Linked DNA regions of Homo sapiens: region 1 is linked to region 2. A link is an interaction called in ENCODE POLR2A ChIA-PET data of the cell type or tissue named here. Cell type or tissue: GM12878. All regions are shown on one strand. Links, peaks and the distances in the headings refer to the core of each region. The heading gives the core; the rest is flanking DNA. Region 1 has its middle 7.2 kb from the start of FGD2. Region 2 has its middle 8.9 kb from the start of PIM1.

Region 1 (5,373 bases), core at 242-5,241, 160 kb after region 2:
CTGCAGTACGGCCCAGTTCCTAATAGGCTACGGGATCCCTGGCCTAGAGTGTCTTCAGTCTGTCTACAGCCGGTTCACTTCCTCCAGGAAGCCTTCCTTTATACCTACTGCTGGAAATTCATTTTCCTCCTCAGAGACCTGGTGTTCCTCTCTGTTTAATTTTGTCTTTTCCGCCCTATTCATTAAGTCACGCATTCAGTAGATAAGTGTTTCTTGAGCACCTACTATGTGTCAATACCATAGTAGAGGTTGTAGATAAAACACAGTCCCCAGCCCTTTAGCTCAAACTCTAATAAGGAAGATGGGCCTGTTAACCACTAAAATAGGATGTGATGAAAGCTTTGAACAAGGGAGTTATGAACATCCAAAGAAGGGTCATCAGAAGGCTTTGTGGCAGAGGTGACTTGAAGTATGAAAGATGAAGGATGGGCTGGGTGCGGTGGCTCAAACCTGTAATCCCAGCACTTTGGGAGGCTGAGGCGGGCGGATCACAAGGTTAGGAGTTTGAGACCAGCCTGGCCAATATGGTAAAACCCCGTCTCCATTAAATTAAAAAAAAAAAAAAGCAAGGTGTGGTGGCAGGTGCCTGTAGTCCCACATACTCAGGACGCTGAGGCAGGAGAATTGCTTGAACCTGTGAGGCGGAGGTTGCAGTGAGCCGAGATTGCACCACTGCACTCCAGCCTGGGTGACAGAGTCTCAAAAAAAAAAAAAAAGATGAAGGATGAAGGATGAGTTAACTCTGTGTGGACAAGACAGGAAGGGGCATTCAAAGCAGAAGGAACAGCATGTGCAAAGGGATATGGGCTTGAGAGACCATGGCTACCATGGCTAGACTGGGAAGAACACAGGGCCTCGCACACGTGGGTGTCCAGGGCCTGGGAAATGGTGGAACCCGCAGCTGAAGGGGTCCTGGAAGCCTGGCCTGCTAGGCTTTGTCTGCCAAACTGAGGTGCTTAGAAGGTTAGGGGAGTGAGTATAGCGTTTTCAGCAGAGTAACCCCTGATCCAGTCTACAGATCTCCCTCTGAGCAGGGGCAATGTCTCCATTTCAGGGCTCTTGGGGTCTTTGGCATGAATAAACCTCTTGTTTTTTTTCTCCTCTTCTCTGCTTTCAAGCCCAAGGGAAGATGGAAGAGCTCAGTTCCCTACAGCTCAGATGGGGGAAGGTGGGAGGGAGGGTGAGGGAGGGATGCCCAAGCAGAACTGCAGGGCCAGGTGGGGACTCGGCTGGCGAGGGATCTCTACCCTGGGGTGCATGCAGAGCGGCTTTGTGTGTAGACTGGAGGCGCCCAGAGGACCTCTTGGGGCAACTTTGGGAAAGCAGAAGGGGCATTTAGAGGCTGCCAGGGAGGAAGTGTCACAACTTAGGATCAGGATGCTATGAGTGTATATGTGTGTATTTGTGGGGTGTGTATGTGACATGTGTGTATCTGGTGTGTGTGTAGGTTGGCGTGTGTGCACGTGCATGTATGTATGTGTGCATTGTGTGTATGAACGGTGTGTGTGTAGCAAATCTGCAGGGGTTCACCAGGTGTAGCCTTTCCGGGGACAGTGAGGACTCCCCAAAGGAGCATTTATCTTCAGGGTGACAAGGACTGGAGGGGACAGGCTGGCATGTTCCCAGGCTCCCCCTTGCCAGCCATCCCACCTCCAGCCTCAGTCAAGCACACAGCACCTGCCAAGGGCTTAATGGCCCGTGACAGACAGGCCTGTGAGCTGGGATGATGCGGCTCTAGAGAGGATGCAGGCAGCCAGCTGAAACCTGTGCCAGAGGCTGCCGTGACCCTTGCCACCCCTCCCGGTCTCCGCCTCACCCCCTCCTCCTGCCCACCCCCACCCCCTGCTTTTGGAAGGCCCTAGTGAGGGCGCTGTCTGGGTAGTCACATGGTGGGCAGAGGCCACACTGCCGATGGGAGGGATGGGCGCCAAGGGCCTCCGATCCCTGGCTTGGAGGGAGGAAGCTGAACAAAGCTGGGCTCCCTTGGAGACTCGTCTCATCTGTCCCCTCCTCCAAGCAGCCAGAATTGTTCCACTCTGTCCCTCTGCCGGAAATTCCACCCTTTGCCGAGGCTTTCTTCTGGAAGGGTGCTGGCCCCTTCTGTGGAAGGCCCGCCGGCCTTCCCGCTTTCACCTTTTCCAGGAACCTCCCTATATTTTGCCTGCTATATGCCCCTGACCCTCTGTGGCCTGGGTGTTCCTAAATGTTACTGTCAACCTGAGGAGTGGAATTATTCCGAGTTGGTTCAGCCCTGTGAGGAATACCGGGAGGCAAAACCCACCTCTCTCAATACAGGCTCCTTGCGGCTCACTGCCCAGGAGGATCCGCTCTGAGAGCACAGCCCAGATAGCAAAGGGGTGTCAGGCCTGACGTGGGGGGCAGATGGGTGTCAGGCCTGACGTGGGTGGCCAGAGGACGTCAGTGAAGAACATAAACAGCTCTTTCTTCTTCAGCGTGTGAACTATCTAGTTTCAAAGTTGGCATTCACAAGGATTGGGCAAGGCTTGTGCCAGGATTGGGCAAGGCTTGTGCCAGGCCCTGGCACCCACCCCACTATTCAGGAAGAACTCAAGGTCACTAGAAGCAGAGATCAGGTGGGGCCCAAGGAGGGAAACCAAGAGTGAAATCGCAGGCGGGCTGAACCCACAGTGAATGTGCAGGCTGGCAGGAGATACGCCCCCGGGACACTGGGAGACGGCAGAGGCAAGGATTGTGTTTCTAGGGGAGGAGAGGGGGCCTGGCAGAGCCAGGGCCGGGATCTGGGCAGGGAGGCACCAGAAAGGAGCCAGTAAAGCAAGGCCAGAGCCCAGGAGTGGTGCCAGGCTGTGCCTGAGAAGGCACCCAGAGTGCAAGCACTCAGCCACCATGCAGGGGCCTCACACCCAGCGACAGGCTCCTTCTCTATCCAAATAGTTGTAGGCCTTTCTCGAGGCCCTGACTGCTTGGTTCTTCACAGCGCTCACACAGAAACATGAGTGGCTTGGAGAGAATTGACAGGTTTCCAAGTGGAGAAAGGGAACACATTGTTCCTGCACAGCCAGCCCGCTGCCCTCCACACTGACGACCTTTCTCCCACGACCCATTCCCCCACCTGTGCTACCTCTCCGCTATCTTCCCACACAATAGCACGACTTATTCTCTGCCTGTGATTTCTGCATGAATGCATCTTGTTACTAGGCTCCTCTTGTACCTTCTTCCAGGGAGCTGTTATGTAACAACCACACAGGAGCCCACTAACAGCCCATTGCTCCCATCAAGGAGCTGCCGAGTTCCCGCCCCTCCTCCCACCAGGTCCCTTCCTTCTTTGCTCTCAGCAAATAGCCCCTGTGCTGGGACCTTGGGAAACAAGGAGAAATGAAACCCAAATCCCATCCGAGGCCTCAGTCCTCACAAGATCCAGAAGGGGCAGGACCTTGGCTCATTTGTCTCTGGGTCCCCAGAAGTTAGTACAGTGCCTGCCAAACAGTAGGCCCTCCACACATCCTTTCTGAGTGGGGAGCAGCACATTCCAGCATGCGGGAGGGGGTTGTGGAAGGTTCTCTTTCCTCCGCCTCTTGCCTTCCCTGAGTTTGGCTTTTGGTCTTTCCTTGGAGCAGCTCCTATCAAGCCAAGCTCCGGCCCTGTTCCCCAACCCCAACCCAGGGCCTGGGCCCTCTGACCTGACAAATGCACCTCAGTTTCCCACCAGTTGTGGCCTCAGGGCTCCAACGTGAGTGAGCCACCCTCCCTTCTGTCATGCCCCATTCCCTCCGTCTGATTCCTAGGGAACAAAAGAAAAAACAAAACAAAAGAACCCCCAGACATTCCCAGTCCTCTGCAGGGCAATTCAGGAAGAAAGCTGGCTGGATGGCCCTACTTTAGCCTCAGTTTCCCCATTCTTTTCAAGGGTCCCTTCTTCTGGTCTACATTAGGGATATGTCTTTTTTTTTGAGACAGAGTCTCGCTCTGTCGCTCAGGCTTGAGTGCAGTGGCGCAATCTCGGCTCACTGCAACCTCCGCCTCCCGGGTTCAAACAATTCTCCTGCTGTAAAGCCTCCCAAGTAGCTGGGATTACAGGCACCTGCTACCACATCTGGCTAATTTTTGTATTTTTAGTAGAGACAGGGTTTCACCACGTTGGCCAGGCTGGTCTTGAACTCCTGACCTCAGGTGATCCACCTGCCTCGGCCTCCCAAAGTGCTGGGATTATAGGACATTAGGGATAGTCTGAATCAGGATGGTCTGATTGGTGTCTTACTGGGTGTGATTGCCATGTCCACAGCCAATGGCCTGCAAAGTCCAACTCCCTGACCTCATCTAGGCCACTCTCCCCTTTCTCTTGGCTCCAGGACCATGGCTTCCTCTCTGCCCTCCACCCCACCAAACTCCCACCTCAGGGCCTTTGCTCTTGTCCTTCCTCCTATCCAGAACTGTCTTTCTACAGTCACAGTGGCTCACACCTGTAATTCCAGCACCTTGAGAGGCCAAGGCAGGAACATCACTTGAGACCAAGAGTTCGAGACCAGCCTGGGCAACATAGTGAGACATCTTGGCACAAAATTTAAAAATTAGCTGGGTGTGGTGGTCAGCACCTGTAGTCCAAGCTACTTAGCGAGGTAGGAGATCGCTTGAGCCCAGGAGTTTGAGGTTGCAGTGAGCTATGATTGTGCCATTGCACTCCAGCCTCGGTAACAGAGTGAGATTATATCTCAAAACACCCCAAAACAAGGAACTCTCTTCCATGAGATATCTGCGTGGCTCACCCTCTGGTCACCTTCAAATCTTTGCTTAAATGTCACCATCTCACTGGCCTTTCCCTTCCCCCGGAGACTCCCTGAGCTGCAGCAGCACCGCACATTCCCAGTGTCCCTTCCCTGCTTAATTTTTCTCATGTATCACTTTCCGAGATATTGATTTATTTATTATATTTGTTGTCTGTCTCCCCACTGGAATATCAGCTCCATGGGGGCAGGCACTTTTGTCTATTTTGTTCTCTGCTCTTTCCCCAGCATCTATAACAGTGCTTGGCACGTGGTAGGTGCTCGGTGAATACTGGTCAAAGGAATTGCGGGAGAATTCTTGCTTTCTCTCTCTCCTAAGCTCTCACAGGACAGAGGCTCCAGGACACCCAGCTTCACTGTGAGCCGAGGCTCATGCTGCCTCTGGTCTCTGCTTGAACCGCAGGCTCAAGTCTCCTGGACAGGATGCAGCTTCTACCTGGTACCCAGTGGGGGTTGAGGTATGGCAAGCCACACTTCCCTTCCTGCCCTGCCCCTTTATTAGAGGTAGGGATTACAACCTAGCGAGGGAAACGAACTTAAAACTGGATGCTACATGTGACTCTTCCCTTAATCTGAAGGAAAAGGCACCTTAAATTGTACCTTCCTAAAAGGG
Region 2 (5,373 bases), core at 306-5,305:
CAGGCATGAGCCACTGCGCCTGGCCTATTTCAGTTTTATAAATCTATTTTAGCCAGCAAGGTTGGGAAAAGAAAGGGCTATTTTACAATAAAGTATATTTAAATTATTACCAATTCATTTGTTTTGTTTTTCAGAGGAAATAAAAGTAATCTAGATTTATTTTTGGAATTTTGCACATTAGATACTGACAATTTGAGTAAAAATAATATTTACTGAAGGCATTATACACAAAGATTTTATAGTTCCTGAGTATTGCTGGATAGATGAATATAAAAAGGAGTAGCTTAGAACATATAAAGGCTACAGGAAGCCTGGAGACTGTTATAAAATACCTTATTAGAAGACTAAGAAAATGTATCCCTCAGATCAGAACAACCAGGCAGACACATGAACAAAAACGCTGCATGTCTAACTAACAAAGAAAAGGGCCATCGTGTCTGTGCGTGTGTGTGTGTGTGTGTGTGTGTGTGTGTGTGTGAGGGAGAGAGAGAGAATGTCTTCTATCTAGGAGCTGGTGAGGGGATTGTCTACCATCTTTTAAAAGTAAAATAAAATTGCTGATGTAAGACTTTGGAAAAGCCACAAAGTTCATCAAGGTAAAATAAAAAAAGTGCAAAAAAGATTTCATGGAACATCCTTGTAAGCACTACAAAGAAAGTGATGAAAACATTTCTTTATTGTGTATCTAATTTGTCATCTAATAGTATATAGTCTTATTTTTCTGTATTTGTCTCATCTCTACAACTAGACTATAAATATATTGAAGGCAGAAACCATCATCCTTTAATTGAACATAAAGGCTAAGAAATGAAAATCATTGGCGGGAGGGGCAAAAGAGATAGGGTACTAAAAGCCAATATTGAGCATCAATGATGTGCTAGGCATTGTTCTATTTATATCCCCATATAAATCCTATGAGGTGGGCATTTTTACTATCTTCATTGGTTTACAGATAAATAAACGGAACAGAGATAAGTAATTTGCCCAAGGCTACACTGTTAAGTGGCAGAGCAATCTCCTACCCACCATGCCATTCTGCCTTTCCAAGGAACACAAAATGAGTTTAAGAGATTTAACGGCCGGGCACAGTGGCTCATGACTGTAATCCCAGCACTTTGGGAGGCTGAGGCTGGTGGATCACTTGAGCCCAGGAGTTAAAGACCAGGTGGGCCAATATGGTGAAACCCCGTCTCTACAAAAAATACAAAAATTAGCTGGATGTGATGGCATATACCTGTAGTCCCAGCTGCTCGGGAGGCTGAGCTCGGGAGGAGGATCTGCTTGAGCCCAGGTAGCAGAGGTTGCTGTGAGCCTTGATCGTGCCACTACACTCCAACCAGGGCGACAGAGTCAGACCCTGTCTCTAACATACAAACAAAAAAAGAGATTTAACAAGGTCTTCTGTGATTAAGTTCTGATAGCATCATCCACAAAGTCAAGGTTCAGAGGAGGCTGAAGAGGTCCGGGGAGGCTCCATGGAGGATGTAGATCTTAACTCAGGTCTTAATGAGTAAAATACGAGTAAGTAGGAAGGAGAGAGAGAACACGGTGAGTAGAGTCAGGAAGTGAAGCAAAAGATGCTTTGTGTTGTTTTTTTGTATTCCCCAATACGCATGAAATGAATGAATAAAAGTTTCTTTTTTTTTTTTTTTTTTTTTGAGACGGAGTCTCGCTCTGTCACCCAGGCTGGAGTGCAGTGGCGCGATCTCGGCTCACTGCAACATCTGCCTCATGGGTTCAAGCGATTCTTCTGCTTCAGCCTCCCTAGTAGCTGGGATTACAGGTGTGCACCACCACACCCAGCTAATTGTTGTATTTTTGGTAGAGACAGGGTTTCACCATCTTGGCCAGGCTGGTCTTGAACTCCTCACTTTGTGATCCACCCACCTCAGCCTCCCAAAATGCTGGGATTACAGGCGTGAGCCACCGCTCCCGGCCTCAAAAGTTTTTAAATCAAAAGCAAGAAGCCAGAGAGAATTAGTAGGAGCTCCTGATGTCATGTTGCAAAAGATGACAGATATTTTATTTCAGTCTTTTTTTTTTTTTTTTGAGACAGAGTCTCCCTCTGTTGCCCAGGCTGGAGTGCAGTGGCACGATCACGGCTCACCACAACCTCCACCTCTCAGGTTCAAGCGATTCTCCTGCCTCAGCCTCCCCAGTTGCTGGGACTACAGGCACGCGCCACCATGCCCAGCTACTTTTTGTGATTTTAGTAGAGACAGGGTTTCACTATGTTGGCCAGGCTGGTCTCGAACTCCTGACCTCGTGATCTGCCCACCTCGGCCTCCAAAAGTGCTGGGATTACAGGCGTCAGCCACTGTGCCTGGCTATTTCAGTCTACTGAAGAAGAAACTAGGAAGATTCTCTATTCAAATAATCCTTTGAAGCTTATAGTTTAGGAATATTTGCTTATATCGTGGTTAATACACAGAGTGTTCCAAGTTCCAAATGATAAAAAAGACATGTAGTAACATTATTGGACGAAATCTACTCAATAATTTGGAGAAACTTACATTTTCAACATATACTTCCTCTTTTCCAACTCTGTTTTACTTCTCTTTTTAGGTGGCATGCTGCTAAAACAAACATGACAGCTCACCACAGCCAGAACTAGAACAACTATACTACAGATACAGAGCTGTTTTTTATGGCCTTCAATGTATTACTTTGTCAGAGATTCTTTGCATGTCTAAATACAATCTTGCTCACTCTGGAGAACTAGGGAGCTGTGCTGTTCCCTTTATAGAAATGGTGTCACTTTTCCCTGGATAGGTTAAGCTTGCTTCTGTGTTCAGTGATGCTACTTTATTAGAGAGACACCCACTCACTAGATGAGAAAGTCAGACTTGGCAGTCATCAGGGTTTTATCTGAAGTTACTCTTGTAAATGGGAGTTATGTTGGCAAATAGCTGGTCCTCTGATGCAGGGCTTAAAGACAACACAGATTACATTCTTTAACCCAAATTGCACACACATCCCCAAATTCTGTCTGTCCTTTCAGACCAACTGAAGGCCATTTGGACTTCTTACAGCTTTCCCTGACCACTCCAGCCAATAGTTTTTAAACTCACAGCAGTTACTTGTAATACTAATCTGATACAATCATATTCTTTTGTTATCTAAGTAGTTACTGTCATTATAGCATCATTTTAAGGAGCAGCAAGCATTAATTTAATACCCACTTTGAAAGGACTCATGTTTCCCCAATGAGACCATCAGCTCTTCAAGTGCAGAGATCATATTGTAAAAAAAAAAAATTTTTTTTTTCAGATGGAGTCTTCTCTGTCGCCCAGGCTGGAGTGCAATGGCATGATCTTGGCTCACTGCAACCCCCGCCTCCCTGGTTCAAGCAATTCTTCTGCCTCAGCCTCCCGAGTAGCTGAGATTACAGGCGCATACCACCACACCTGGCTAATTTTTGTATTTTTAGTAGAGACAGGGTTTCACCACGTTGGCCAGGCTGGCCTCGAACGCCTGACCTCAAGTGATCCACTTGCTTCGGCCTTCCAAAGTGCTGGGATTACAGGCGTGAGCCACCGTGCCTGGCCGTAAAAAAAATTTTTTTTAAAGAGACGGGTTGGCAAGGCACGGTGGCTCATGCCTGTAATCCCAGCACTTTGGGAGGCCGAGGCGGGCAGATCATCTGAGGTCGGGAGATCGAGACCAGCCTGACCAATGTGGAGAAACCCCATCTCTACTAAAAATACAAAATTAGCCGGGCGTGGTGGTGCATGCCTGTAATCCTAGCTACTCAGGAGGCTGAGGCAGGAGAATTGCTTGAACCCAGGAGGCGGAGGTTGCAGTGAGCAGAGATTGCACCATTGCACTCCAGCCTGGGCAACAAGAGCGAAACTCCATCTCAAAAAAAAAAAAAAAAAGAGACGGGTCTCAGCCTGGCGCGGTGGCTCATGCCTGTAATCCCAGCACTTTGGGAGGCTGAGGCAGGTGGATCACAAGGTCAGGAGACTGAGACCATCCTGGCCAACATGGTGAAACCCCGTCTCTACTAAAAAATACAAAAATTAACTGGGCATGGTGGCATGCACCTGTAGTCCCAGCTACTCGGGAGGCTGAGGCAGGAGAATGGCTTGAACCCGGGAGGTGGAGGTTGCAGTGAGCCGAGATCGCGCCACTGCACTCCAGCCTGGCGACACAGCGAGACTCCATCTCAAAAAAAAAAAAAAAGAGAGACAGGGGTCTCACTATATTGTCTAGGTTGGCCTTGAACTCCTGGGCTCAGTGATCCTCCCGCCTCAGCCTCCCAAGTAGCTTGGACTACAGAGGCATGCCATGGTGTCTAGCTTGTATTGCACATTTTTAAAGACCACATAGTTCCCTTTGAGAGGTGCTAAACAGATACCTTTTAAAACAATTGAATTAAACCCCAAAGAGAACACATCTAAGAGACTGAATTTCCCCTGCCTCAATCTTGCCCCTGCCACTTTTATTTATTTATTTATTTTTTATTTTTTGAGATGGAGTCTCACTCTGTCTCCCAGGATGATCCCAGGTGGCACGATCTGGGCTCACTGCAACCTCTGCCTCTGGGTTCAAGCAATTCTCCCACCTCAGTCTCCTGAGTAGCTGGAATTACAAGCACCCGCCACATGCCTGGTTAATTTTTGTATTTTTTAGTAGAGATTGGGTTTCACCATGTTGGCCAGGGTGGTCTTGAACTCCTGACCTCAGGTGATCCGCCCACCTCAGCCTCCCAAAGAGCTGGGATTATAAGCGTGAGCCACCGCACCGGGCCCACTTTTATTGTATATTATAATGAAAAGATGGATAGCTGTTTGCTCTTTTAAAAATATAGACTTCATAGCCGGGCGTAGTGGCTCATGACTGTAATCCCAGCACTTTGGGAGGCGGAGGCAGGTGGATCACGAGGTCAGCAGTTTGAGACCAGCCTGATCAACATGGTGAAACCCTGTCTCTAGTAAAAATACAAAAAAATTAGCTGCGCCTGGTGGCAGGTGCCTGTAATCCCAGTGACTTGGGAGGCTGAGGCAGGAGAATCACTTGAAACCGGAAGGCGGAGGTTGCAGTGAGCCGAGATTGCGCCACTGCACTCTAGCCTGGTAGACAGAGCAAGACTCCATCTCAAAAAAAATAAAAAATAAAAATAAAAATATAGACTTCACCAGGTATGGTGGCTCCTGCCTGTAATCCCAACACTTTGAGAGGCCAAGGTGGGAGGACTGGTTGAGACCAGGAGTTCAGGAGCAGCCTGGGCAGCATAGTAAGACCCCATCTCTACAAAAAAATTTAAAGATTAGCTAGGCATGGTGGCACTTGTCTTTTGTCCCAGCTACTCGGGAGATTGAGGTGGGAGGATTACTTGAGCCCAGAAGGTCGAAGCTGCAGTAAACTATG

What was found. Peaks named below come from ENCODE experiments on the same cell type or tissue, not always from the same donor. Only the 100,000 strongest peaks of a DNase experiment are listed, where the experiment ranks them.
Region 1: POLR2A ChIA-PET joins it to region 2 with 5 read pairs; 16 of 35 experiments call an interaction of 5 or more read pairs at or near these places.

Annotation. Positions count from the first base shown.
Region 1 is chr6:36,995,750-37,001,122 of GRCh38, reverse strand. No RefSeq gene overlaps it. Among named protein-coding and RNA genes, the nearest start is that of FGD2, 7.2 kb to the left of the region's middle. RefSeq lists enhancers at 2,253-2,876, 2,877-3,500. In GM12878, for the core only: no CTCF peak of the experiment used is centred there; no DNase peak of the experiment used is centred there.
Region 2 is chr6:37,158,549-37,163,921 of GRCh38, reverse strand. No RefSeq gene overlaps it. Among named protein-coding and RNA genes, the nearest start is that of PIM1, 8.9 kb to the left of the region's middle. In GM12878, for the core only: no CTCF peak of the experiment used is centred there; a DNase peak (open chromatin) is centred at 2,671; H3K27ac peaks cover 1,649 bases.